Regions from separate parts of the Homo sapiens genome. Here all the other regions are linked to region 3. The links are chromatin contacts, found by Hi-C in ENCODE. All regions are on one chromosome and are shown on one strand. The core of a region is the stretch at or near the end of the contact, and the rest is flanking DNA. Distances in the headings are between cores, read along the strand shown. Region 1 holds the start of VCF2 (VCP nuclear cofactor family member 2). Region 2 holds the start of CCNB3 (cyclin B3). Region 3 overlaps LOC105377209 (a long non-coding RNA gene).

Region 1 (3,198 bases), core at 597-3,096, 2.9 Mb before region 3:
TACAACACAGCAATAACCAAGATCAGCTCTTGAAAGCAAAATCCCTCATTTCTAACCATCTATTTGCCCACTTTGTAGACGATAGCATGATCCGATAGACATGGAGAACATGGTGATTCAAGTAAAAGGAATGATCATTACAAAAGCTTGTTCCTTGAGAATGTGGAAGGGCATGGGATCCAAGTGAAGGGTGTTAAGGAAAAAAAATTATTCATGGCATTTGTTAAAGAACGGTAAGGCAGACTTCATTCAGGACCATCAAGATAGGTGTAGGGACCACTGCTATGGGGTTTTGCAGTGAAGGGAGAGAAACTGGGTTCCACTCCAAATACAACAACGAAAAGTGGAAATTTATAGCCAAGGAGCAGGGTGGGGAGCAATGGACGGAAAATTACTAAGAGGAAACACCACGGGTAAGGGGGTATTGTGGCTAAATTGAACTAACAGGATTGTTGGTGAAGGTGGGCCAGGGTGACTAGACATCACCTGGGGGATGAGGAACCTAACTGAGATATTGATGATGGGAAATTCTAACTAAACTGACTTAGCAGGATTCTTGTTAAAATTGCACAATGCAGCGACAAACATGGCAGTCTAAAAGTCCCCTGTCCAGGGCTGTCTACTCCACAGCCTCGGCTGCAGGGTCACCTAGCCCCTAGCTGGGTTAGGCTTCCTTTATGGCATGATCTTTAGTTCTTGAATCAGCCACTTTCCACATCTTCCCTTCCATCCTCAGGGAATGCAGCCCCCTGTGAGATCACCTACTTAACAGCAAGAACCAGGATCAGCCTAAACTCTAGCACTCCCTTTGCCAACTTTTTAGATAATAAATACAGATAGAGGAACATGATAATTCAGGAGAAAGCATAACTGCAAAGGATGATCCCTTAAGAAGGTGGAAGGCATAGGATCCAGGTGAAGGGCCTGGTCTCAAGTAGGATCCTGTCTCTTCCTCCAGGGAAGCAGCCAAGATTATAAGTGCAGGTCTACTGCTGTTGGGAAGTGGTGTGAATTCTTCTCTGATTGCTTCTATTTTCTCAAGGGAATATCAGTGAATATCATGAGAAAATTGGGTGCTGGTGCTTGTGGAGGGATCTTGTAAGTAGACTAGACAGAGAAGGTACACTTGTGGAGGGTGTACATTGTTTGTCTACTTGGCGGCGGGGGGACTGCCAGGAGAGTAGGGAGGAGAGAGTTAATAGCTTTGGGTAAGCTGGCTAAGGAAGGTGAATGGTGAGGAACGCGGTTGTGGTTAGTGGAGAGGAGGCCTCCTTGAGGCTAAAGGCTGTGGATGCTGGGGCACTGGAAGAGGTAGCTGTTAGGACACGATCGGGTGCTGCCCGTTATGAGAATGGGGGATGCAAGAAATGGACATCGTGGAGGGGCGCGGTCTTTCCTGAGGCCCAGGGCATGACCGCGGGCAGAAGAGACTTAAGTGGGGGGAAGGAGACCCCCCCGAGGACGGAGAGGCGCCGGCCACGGCCTGGTCAGCCCCGGGGGCGCTGAGGTCGCCGAGGAGGATCAGCGGTGTGAGGGCTGCGAGGACAGGGCGTGTGCCACGTGAGAAGCGTGTTCAGAGGCTGGCTGGGTGGGAGGAGAATGTCCATGGGATTGGCACAGGTCTCGAACATGGGGCGGCTCGGGCAGTCGCGCAGCAGAGCCTGACCCTCAGCGGATCGTCCCTCAGGCGTCAGCTCCCAACTGCAGGGAAGGGAGCCTGCGGCGGACCCAGAGGAAACAGGAGCCGACCTCCCCGGGCTCCGATGCGCAGGCCCAGAGCCCGTCAATCCTTGGCCAGCCCCGCCCTCCGGGCTGCGTTTTTCCGGCGGCGCAGGAACTTCCTGCGCGGTTGCTATGGTTCCGAGGGCAGGACTATGGGAGGCTGCCCTGTACGGTAAGTTCGTCGGGGCCTTTCCGGCCGGTACCAGTCCGAGCTCTGGTCCCCACGGTCATCACGCTTTGCTTTCTCAGCCAAGATCTCGGGGCTCAGGGCGGAAACGCAGCGGATATGTATTTTCTTCCGGGGTTGGTGGCGCTCGGCTCTCATGACCTGCAGGTGACAGTGTTGGCCGGTGGCGCGGCCCTGCTTGCCTCGTGCCCCGCCCTTCGTGCTTGAAAAAAAATCCCGCGAAGCCTTCTCCGAAAGAACATGCTGGTTCTTTGGTTGTCAGTGCCTTACAAGCCCTGGAGGCGGGGGTGAGGTGGGGATGTGGTCCCTCGCGAAAACTCAGTCAGTGGACAATAGCATTCTGTTTTTCAAATTGGCATTTCCTCGGTGAGGCTGCTAGGTACCCTAGCAACTGGTATTTCTGTTTCTCTGATTGGTTTTGTCATCTTTCTCCACGTGTTACTGGGGTTCTATGGACCTTTATCAATGTATTCTTTCATTACAAACGTCTCTGAATCTCATGGTAGAAAACTTGGTTAGACTGTTAAAGCGTAATAAAGGAAACCAATCTTATCCACAGTCCGATCACCCAGCCGTGACCATTAATCATATTCTGTGATAAATTTCCTTAGATGTTTTTCATTCGTAAAGTTGCATTTTAAAAAATGAGATTAACATTGTTTCATGAACATTCCGCTTTTTAAACTCAGCTTCACACTTTGAAAAATCATTTTCATAGTATTACTCTGTTTTAAAAACAATGCAAACGTATTGTAAGCTGTTGAAAGTTTCAGTAAAACTTGAGCGCAAAATACTCAAATACTCAAAATACCATGATCAAAGACAAACATCACCATGCTCCCTAATGAAGGCAGAGCTGTGGCATGTGTTTGTTTCACTCTTTTATCCTGGCACCTGGAGGAGTGCCTAGCACTTAGTGGATGCTCAATAAACATTGTGAAATAAAATAATATTTACACCCGGTCATTTTTTCTTTATATATAATCAATCATTTCATAATGGAGTGTAATATAGGAGCAGTTTTCTACGTGATTTTTTATTTGGCATTTTGTACTCAGTACTCAGTCTCCTAGAGTCTCCTAGTACTCAGTCTCCTAGAGATGAGAATTGATTAAAGAGTAATGAAATTATAAAAATGAGTAAACTCAGCCATTCTTAGGAGTACCAAAAACTCAAAAGTAAGTCTCTAAGCAAATGTCTGGTTAATAATAGAGTGCTGTGAAAACTATGTCAAACGCTGCAATCTGATTACTTATTGACAAGGAACTTGAAACTGAAGATGTAATCTT
Region 2 (3,411 bases), core at 132-2,631, 2.1 Mb after region 3:
TCAGCCTCCCAAGTAGCTATAGACGCATGCCACCATGTCCCGCTAGTTTTTGCATTTTTAGTAGAGACGGGGTTTCACCTTGTTGGCCAGGATGGTCTCGATCTTTTGATCTCGTGATCCGCCTGCCTCAGCCTCCCAAAGTGCTGGCACTACAGGCGTGAGCTACCGTGCCCAGCTATTTAATTTTTTTTTCTTTTGAGACAAGAGTCTCACTCTGTCGTTCAGGCTGGAGTGCAGTGGCACGATCTCGTCTCACTACAACCTCTGCCTCCTGGACTCAAGTGATTCTCCTGCCTTAGCCTCCCAAGTAGCTACAGACGCATGCCACCATGCCCAGCTAATTTTTGTATTGTTAATAGAGACGGGGTTTCACCATGTTGGCCAGGATGGTCTCGATCTCTTGACCTCGTGATCCGCCTGCCTCAGCCTCCCAAAGTGCTGGGATTACAGGCGTGAGCCACTGCGCCTGGCTATTTAATTCTTTTTCTTTTGAGACAAGAGTCTTACTCTGTCGCCCAGGCTGGAGTGCAGTGGCGCCATCTTGGCTCACTGCAACCTTTGCCTCCCAGTTCAAGCCATCCTCCTGCCGCAGCCACTGCACCCAGCTGTAATGTTTAATACATTCATTCACTGATACACTATCTGCAGGGCAGGATAAACATTTTGTCACCAAGTAACTGTATATTTAAGTTTTTTTTTTCTTTTGAGACAGAGTCTTGCTCTGTCACCCAGGATGGAGTGCAGTGGCACCATCTTGGCTCACTGCAACTCTGCCTCCCAGTTTCAAGCGATTCTTCCGCCTCAGCCTCCCGAGTAGCTGGGACTACAGGCGCGCGCTACCACGCCCGGCTAATTTTTGTCTTTTTAGTAGAGACGGGGTTTCGCCATGGTGGTCAAGCTGGTCTCGAATTCCTGAGCTCAGGTGATCTGCCCGCCCCGGCCTCCCAAAGTGCTGGGATTACAGGCGTGAGCCACCACGGTCAGCCTGAAGTACTTTTTAAAGGTTATTTTTTCAGATGTTCCAGAAAAGTTTGTTGGTTTGACAGGGAGGAAATAAACTAATTAAAGGCTAGTTCCCTCAGCCAGTTTTCCTCCCACATCTCCAGCCTGACACAGGATATACTTCTATATTTATAATATATAATCAATATATAAGGCAAAAAGCTCTCGTCACGACTGACAATACATGTTGTACCTTTAACAAGCCACAAATGGACTGGAAGAAAAGCTATTAGCAGAATGTTCTCCACCTATCGGAAACTGAAAGAAAACAATACAAAAATAAACCAATCAAAATGTAGATGAGGAACAGAGAGAGAGAGAGAGAGAGGCGACCAACCGCCTCAGCCCAACTGTCTCAGAATGACGGAAATGCTTCCACAGAAATGCACCTCAGAACAACTGGTACGAGAGGCGGCCGGATTGACCCCACCATTCTCACCAGCAGGGGGAGATCACGAATCAGCGCTTTTTTTTTTTTTTTTTTTAGTCAGACTTAAAACCACCAGATGGGGCCAGAAGATCAGAGTAAATACCTTTCTACTTTTCTTTTTCTCAGGGAATTTCTCTTCTATCTCCAGACCCTGAAAGAAATAAAAGGCATGCTAATCACCACACACACACACGCGCGCGCCCCGCCACCCCCACCCCCAAGACGATGGAAGTGGCCAGTGCTGCCAAGCACCCCCACCAGTCACGTGGCCTCTGCGCTCCAGCGAGTCATTTATAATTAAAGTGGTAGGCATTTCATAAGGCTGTGCGTGAATTGAGATAATGCATGTAATACACAGTACCAGGCAAATTCTCAGTCCCCACTCCAGACCCGTAGAATGAGAAACTGAAGCCCTCCAGGTGATTCTGATGCACGCCAAAGTGTGACAATTACTGCTCTGGGAAAGAAGCCTGCCCACTCAGATAGCTAACCAAGTTTTTTGGTCATTTTTACAGATCCCATGACGCTGTGATTTCTGAATTATGTTTTCTGCCCTAAAAATTCCAAAACCTTGTGTCTTGAGCCCACCTGTGTGCCCAGTATTGTGGTGGATGCAATGAAAAAGAGATAGATAACCTTCTAGGCTTGCAATGTAGGTAATCTAGGAATAGGAAAAGGTAATTAACTCTACAAGGCCAGATTTAGTAAATGTCAGATGAATTATCCTGACAATAAGCAAATGTTCTAGGAAATCAGGGGAAGGAAATTTCATAATTATAAAAGGGAAGAGCCTGACCAGAAATAGCCACTGCCAAGCCAAGCCCACCCCTCAAAATTAGCCATAAGTCATTTTCTACCGCAAGGTTATGGAACAGAACTTTAGCTGCCTAATTAAGCCCCTGCCTATAAAAGAACCCCTAACATTCCTAAGACTCCACTTATCTTTAGCAGTTGCCCCCTGAAATTTTTTTATGATAATGTTTATAGACTTTAAAAGTCCTTTATTTTCCCCCTCCACTCCTCCAATCACTCATAGGAAAGAAAAAATATGTACAATGCAGACAAAACACAAACACTTGACAGAAGTAATTATACAGTTCCACTGCCAAGATGTTCAAAATGACTAATTTTTCACTTTAGTATGGTTGCATGAAGCTGCTCTAAATGTCATTGTGTACTCTCATGGCAGGAAAACCAAATCAGGAGAAAAAGAAGTGGTGTTCCCAATTATATTGGTCCACAGTAAATGATGTCTGATAATCATTGGCATCACTGCCCATTTTCTAAATGGTCATTGTGTCATCACATAAAAGGTAGGCTAAATCTGAGGCTGGAAGACACCCAGCAAGACTACCAGACAGACAGTGATTTCATGAAGGCTGATGGTTCACTTCATTTAATTTCCTTTTGCCATTATTCATGATAATTATATTATAAACGCAGGTCCCATTTTTATTATCTTCATAGTTTTTTCTAGCCAAATGCAAACCGAGAGTGTATTTAAAGTATTGATTTGCACTCTTATTCACAAGTTTGTGTGAAAGAGAAGAAGTTTGGGTAGAATAAACAAGGTTACAAAATAGATGATGGTGCTTAGAAAAAAAATGATGACCAAGGCTTTTGTGTTTAATATCTCAATATTTGGCTATTAAAGGCAAACCTAAGTGCAGACTATTCACACACCTTCACACACTAATACAATATATTCCTTACTTTGACTATTTGAATATCCCTTATCCCTCACCTGCCCTCCACCCCCTCTACTCAGTACAGACCAATTTGAGAGCCTCGAGAAGAGAAGGAAGAGGCAGTAAATGTACCGTGACCTATGACTGAGCCAGGTCTGCCTTGATTCTTCCCTTACATTTTGCTCATTGGTTTCACATCCAAATGCTGCCCTTACCTGCTCCTGGTTAGCCTCCAGGATGACAGGATTCAGGTGCCCTGGGAGAGTGCTCTAATCATCCATAGTAGTTCTC
Region 3 (3,495 bases), core at 100-2,599:
GAATCCAGAATAAAGAAAGAATGTGACAATTCAGGAATAAGGGATAATCACTACAAAAGTCTCTACCTTGAGAAGGTAGAGGGCATGGGATTCAGGTGAAGGCCCGGCCTCAAGTAGGATCCTGTCACTTCCTCCAGTGGGGCAGCTGAGATTACAAGTGCAGGCCCACTGCTGTTGGGAAGTGGTGAGAGTTTCTCTCCAATCGCTCCTGTTTTTTCAGGGGAATATCAAGGAATATCATGAGAAGAGTTGGTGCTAGTCCTTGTGGGGGCTATTGTAGGGAGAGGAGAGAGAAGGTACACTTGTGGAGGGTGCACATTGTTTGTCTACTTGGTTACAGGGGGGCGGGGGAAGGCAGGGGGTTGCCAGGCGAGTAGGGAGGAAGGAAAATGAAGAGATGCGTTTGAGGAGCGAGAGTTAATAGCTTTGAGTAAGCTGGGTAAGGAAGGTGAATGGTGAGGAACGCGGTTGGGGTCAGTGGACAGGCCTCCTTGAGGCTGAAGGCTGTGGATGCTGGGACATTGGAGAGAGGGAGCTGTTAGGACTGGATGGGGTGCTGCCCATGATGAGAGTGCGGGATGCAAGAAATAGACATCGTGAAGGGGCGCGGTCTTTCCTGAGGCCCAGAGCATTACCGCGCGCGGAGGAGACTTAGGTGGGGAGGAGGAGGCCCCCTCAAGACGGAGGAGAGCCGGCCGCGGCCTGGTCAGCCCCGGGGGCGCTGAGGTCGCCGGGGAGGATCCGTGCTGTGAGGGCTGAGAGGAGGACAGGGCGTGCGTCACATGAGAAGCGTGTCCAGGGGCTGGCTGGGAGAGTGTCCATGGGATTGGCACAGGTCTCGAACGTGAGGCGGCTGGTGCAGCCATGCAGTAGAGCCTGGCCTTCAGCGGTCGCGAGCCTGAGCCATCAACTCTCAATAGCAGGGAAGGAGTCCTGCGGCTGACCCTGAGGAGACTAGCGCCTACCTCCCCGGACTCCGATGCGCAGGCCCAGAGCCCGTCAATCCTAGGCCAGCCCCGCCCCGAGAGCTGCTTTTTCCGGTGGCGCAGGAACTTCCTGCTGGGTTGCTATGGTTCCGAGGGCGGGACTATGGGAGGCTGCCTTGTACGGCCGGTTCGTCGGGGCCTGTCTGACCGGTACTAGTCTATTCTCTGGTCCTCATCTTCATTCTGCGTAGCTTCCTCAGGTTAGCTCTACCGGCTCTTTGCCGAGAAGCAGTAGAAAGGATGAATTTTCTTCCGCGGTTGGTGGCGCTTCATTCTTGTGGCCTGCAGGTGGCAATATTGCTCCATGGATACGCCCAACTCGCCTCTCCCCCCGCCCTTCTTGCTTGAAAAAAATGCCGCGGAATCTTTTTTGAGAGAAGAGGTTGGTTCTTAAACCTGCCAAGTCCTGCTGCTGGGGCTGCCTGTTTTTTAGGGGGTGAAGCGGAGCGGGTAGTGTCTCTTAAGAAAACTCAGAGCTGATGAACAAAATCTTTTTGCTTTTGAAATTGGCATTCCTCTTGAGATGATGCCTAGGTTCCTTAGTAACTTGTATTTTGACTTCTCTCAATGGTCTTGTCATTCACTGTCCCCAGGTTGTACTGGGCTTTGTGGACCTGGTTTTATATTGATAAATGCACGCACTCTTTTATTATGGAAGTGACTCAACCTCACTGTAGAAAATTTGGAGGACAAATACAGTGTAATAAAGAAAGCCAGTCTTACCCTCAGTCCCATCACCCAGCAATGACCACTGATAATATTTGTTGTTTCCTTAGAGTTTTTCATTCCCAAAGGTGCATTTTAAACACGAGTTCATATTCCATCGTTAGTTCATCTTTTTTAAACTCAGATTTTCAGTGTGAGTTACCGTGTCCTAAAAATCATTTGAAAAATGCTTGAAAATTTTTATTCATTTCCCATTCTAAAACAATACACAGTCTAGAAGCGTCGAAAAAATACTTAATAACTGAAATGGAAAGCAAAAATAACCCCTGACCCCCTATCTCATTGGTAAATGTGATCATGTAACCTTTCTAAGAACAGAAACTGTGATTGTTCTGCTTTGTTTTTGCTCACCATTGCCTTTTCGGCAAACTGACAAGAGTGTAGAGGAGTGTTCTTAACATACAGTTTTGAATACATGAACAAGTACCTTATTTCTTCCAGATGTTTATCTTTGTAAATACGGTGTATTTTTAAATAATGTTTGGATGATACTGGATGAAACAACGTGGCTTCCCCCTCACCCTTCCACTTAGCACTTTATTGTGAGCATTAAATTATTACCATTTTGAAAAAAGTTTTGCTGGCTGTTTTACACTCTACCCAGTTTGTCTTTTATTTCATTCTTGCACTGGAGGCAGGAAAACGTTCTGTAAACCAGCGTATAATCTTGTGTATGATAGACCGGTGATCTGAACGCCAGTGCCCTCTTTGAGGAACCCCAAGAACCTTGGCAATTTACTGCTTCTTCCTGTATCACAGTTTCCACGTGAGCAAAATGAAGGTTATAATAGCACGTGCTTCATGGAGGATGGTGGTCACCATAAATAGCACAACAGGTTCTTAGTTCCTGGCAATTGTAGACATATAATTATTGTTGTTGTTATCTCCAGTATTCACAACAATGTGTGTATTAGGATTTGCAATCCATGAGACCGAGTTTGATAAAATGTACTCTTCAGATTTACATAGAGCTGACACCTTTCCTTCAATTTCCCATTTCTGCCTTCTAGTAGAAAATTCATACTACTAGTTTTTAGGGCCATTCAGTCAAGGAAATGTGTAGGAGGAAAGCACATTGATAGATTTCTTAAAGTTTATCCCTTCATTAAATGAAAAGAATACTTTTGCACACATATATTTTTTACCATCTCTGATTATTTATAATAGATTTCCAAAAATAGATTTACTGGTTTGAAAGGCATGATCGCTTTTAACTCTCTTGGTGCATTGCAAGAAACACAATACCCATTTATATTGCCACTGACATTATGTGAGAATTCTTGTTTTTTTTATACCCTAACCAGTATTTATCAATGTTTTAAAGATAATTATCTTAATGATTGTAAGTTATATGTCAAGATACTGATCTTCCATTCTGTCACATACATTGCAAATACTTTTCCTGGTTTTTGCTTCCTAAATGTGTAGTTTTCAGAGGCATAGATAATTTTACTTTTATGTAGTCTTCTCAATCTTTTTTTGTGTAACTTCACTCTATTCTTAATAGAAGGCTGAAAAGGCTCCCTAACCACCTGTCCTGTTACTTATTTTTATCCCCATTCTTTGTGATTTCAGTTTCCTAAGTTACGGTTGGCTGCCAACTACTTGGCAAAATCTGAGAGGATTTCCTACTGACTAAGAGGCTGACTGAAATGGCTTCCAGATTTACATTAGTTAACACACCTTTTAGTAGAACCTGGAGGTGCTAGAACCTGGTGTGACAAGGCCAAATGGGTTACCATAAATGAGGATTTAGGCTAACCTTGATGCCCTATAGATACAA

What was found. A loop is a pair of places that touch in the nucleus more often than their neighbours do. Pooled maps may share reads with other maps.
Region 1: a map of B cell shows a loop between it and region 3 (18-fold over the local background). The contact joins the promoter of VCF2 here to the enhancer-like site in region 3. A Hi-C loop is called at or near these places in 3 of 168 maps with a recorded cell type or tissue (B cell, CD8-positive, alpha-beta T cell and naive thymus-derived CD4-positive, alpha-beta T cell), 3 of 37 single-sample maps with no recorded cell type and 10 of 50 pooled maps.
Region 2: a map with no recorded cell type shows a loop between it and region 3 (18-fold over the local background). The contact joins the promoter of CCNB3 here to the enhancer-like site in region 3. A Hi-C loop is called at or near these places in 2 of 37 single-sample maps with no recorded cell type and 12 of 50 pooled maps.

Annotation. Positions count from the first base shown.
Region 1 is chrX:55,159,833-55,163,030 of GRCh38, reverse strand. VCF2 (VCP nuclear cofactor family member 2) reads left to right here and starts at 1,846. Exons shown (of 3, transcript NM_001166701.4): 1 at 1,846-1,894. The coding sequence starts at 1,875. RefSeq lists enhancers at 1,057-1,557, 1,558-2,058, 1,884-2,183.
Region 2 is chrX:50,202,735-50,206,145 of GRCh38, reverse strand. CCNB3 (cyclin B3) reads right to left here and starts at 1,381. Exons shown (of 13, transcript NM_033031.3): 1 at 1,196-1,381.
Region 3 is chrX:52,259,430-52,262,924 of GRCh38, reverse strand. All of the region lies in intron 1 of LOC105377209 (a long non-coding RNA gene), which reads left to right. Among named protein-coding and RNA genes, the nearest start is that of SNORA11D, 71 kb to the right of the region's middle. RefSeq lists enhancers at 248-747, 748-1,249, 1,062-1,421 and a silencer at 1,117-1,375. Within about 2 kb of position 1,349, at least 38 of the 41 ENCODE cell types and tissues checked have a DNase peak (open chromatin) inside an H3K27ac peak, as active enhancers do; they include B cell and CD8-positive, alpha-beta T cell, where a contact is called at or near this core.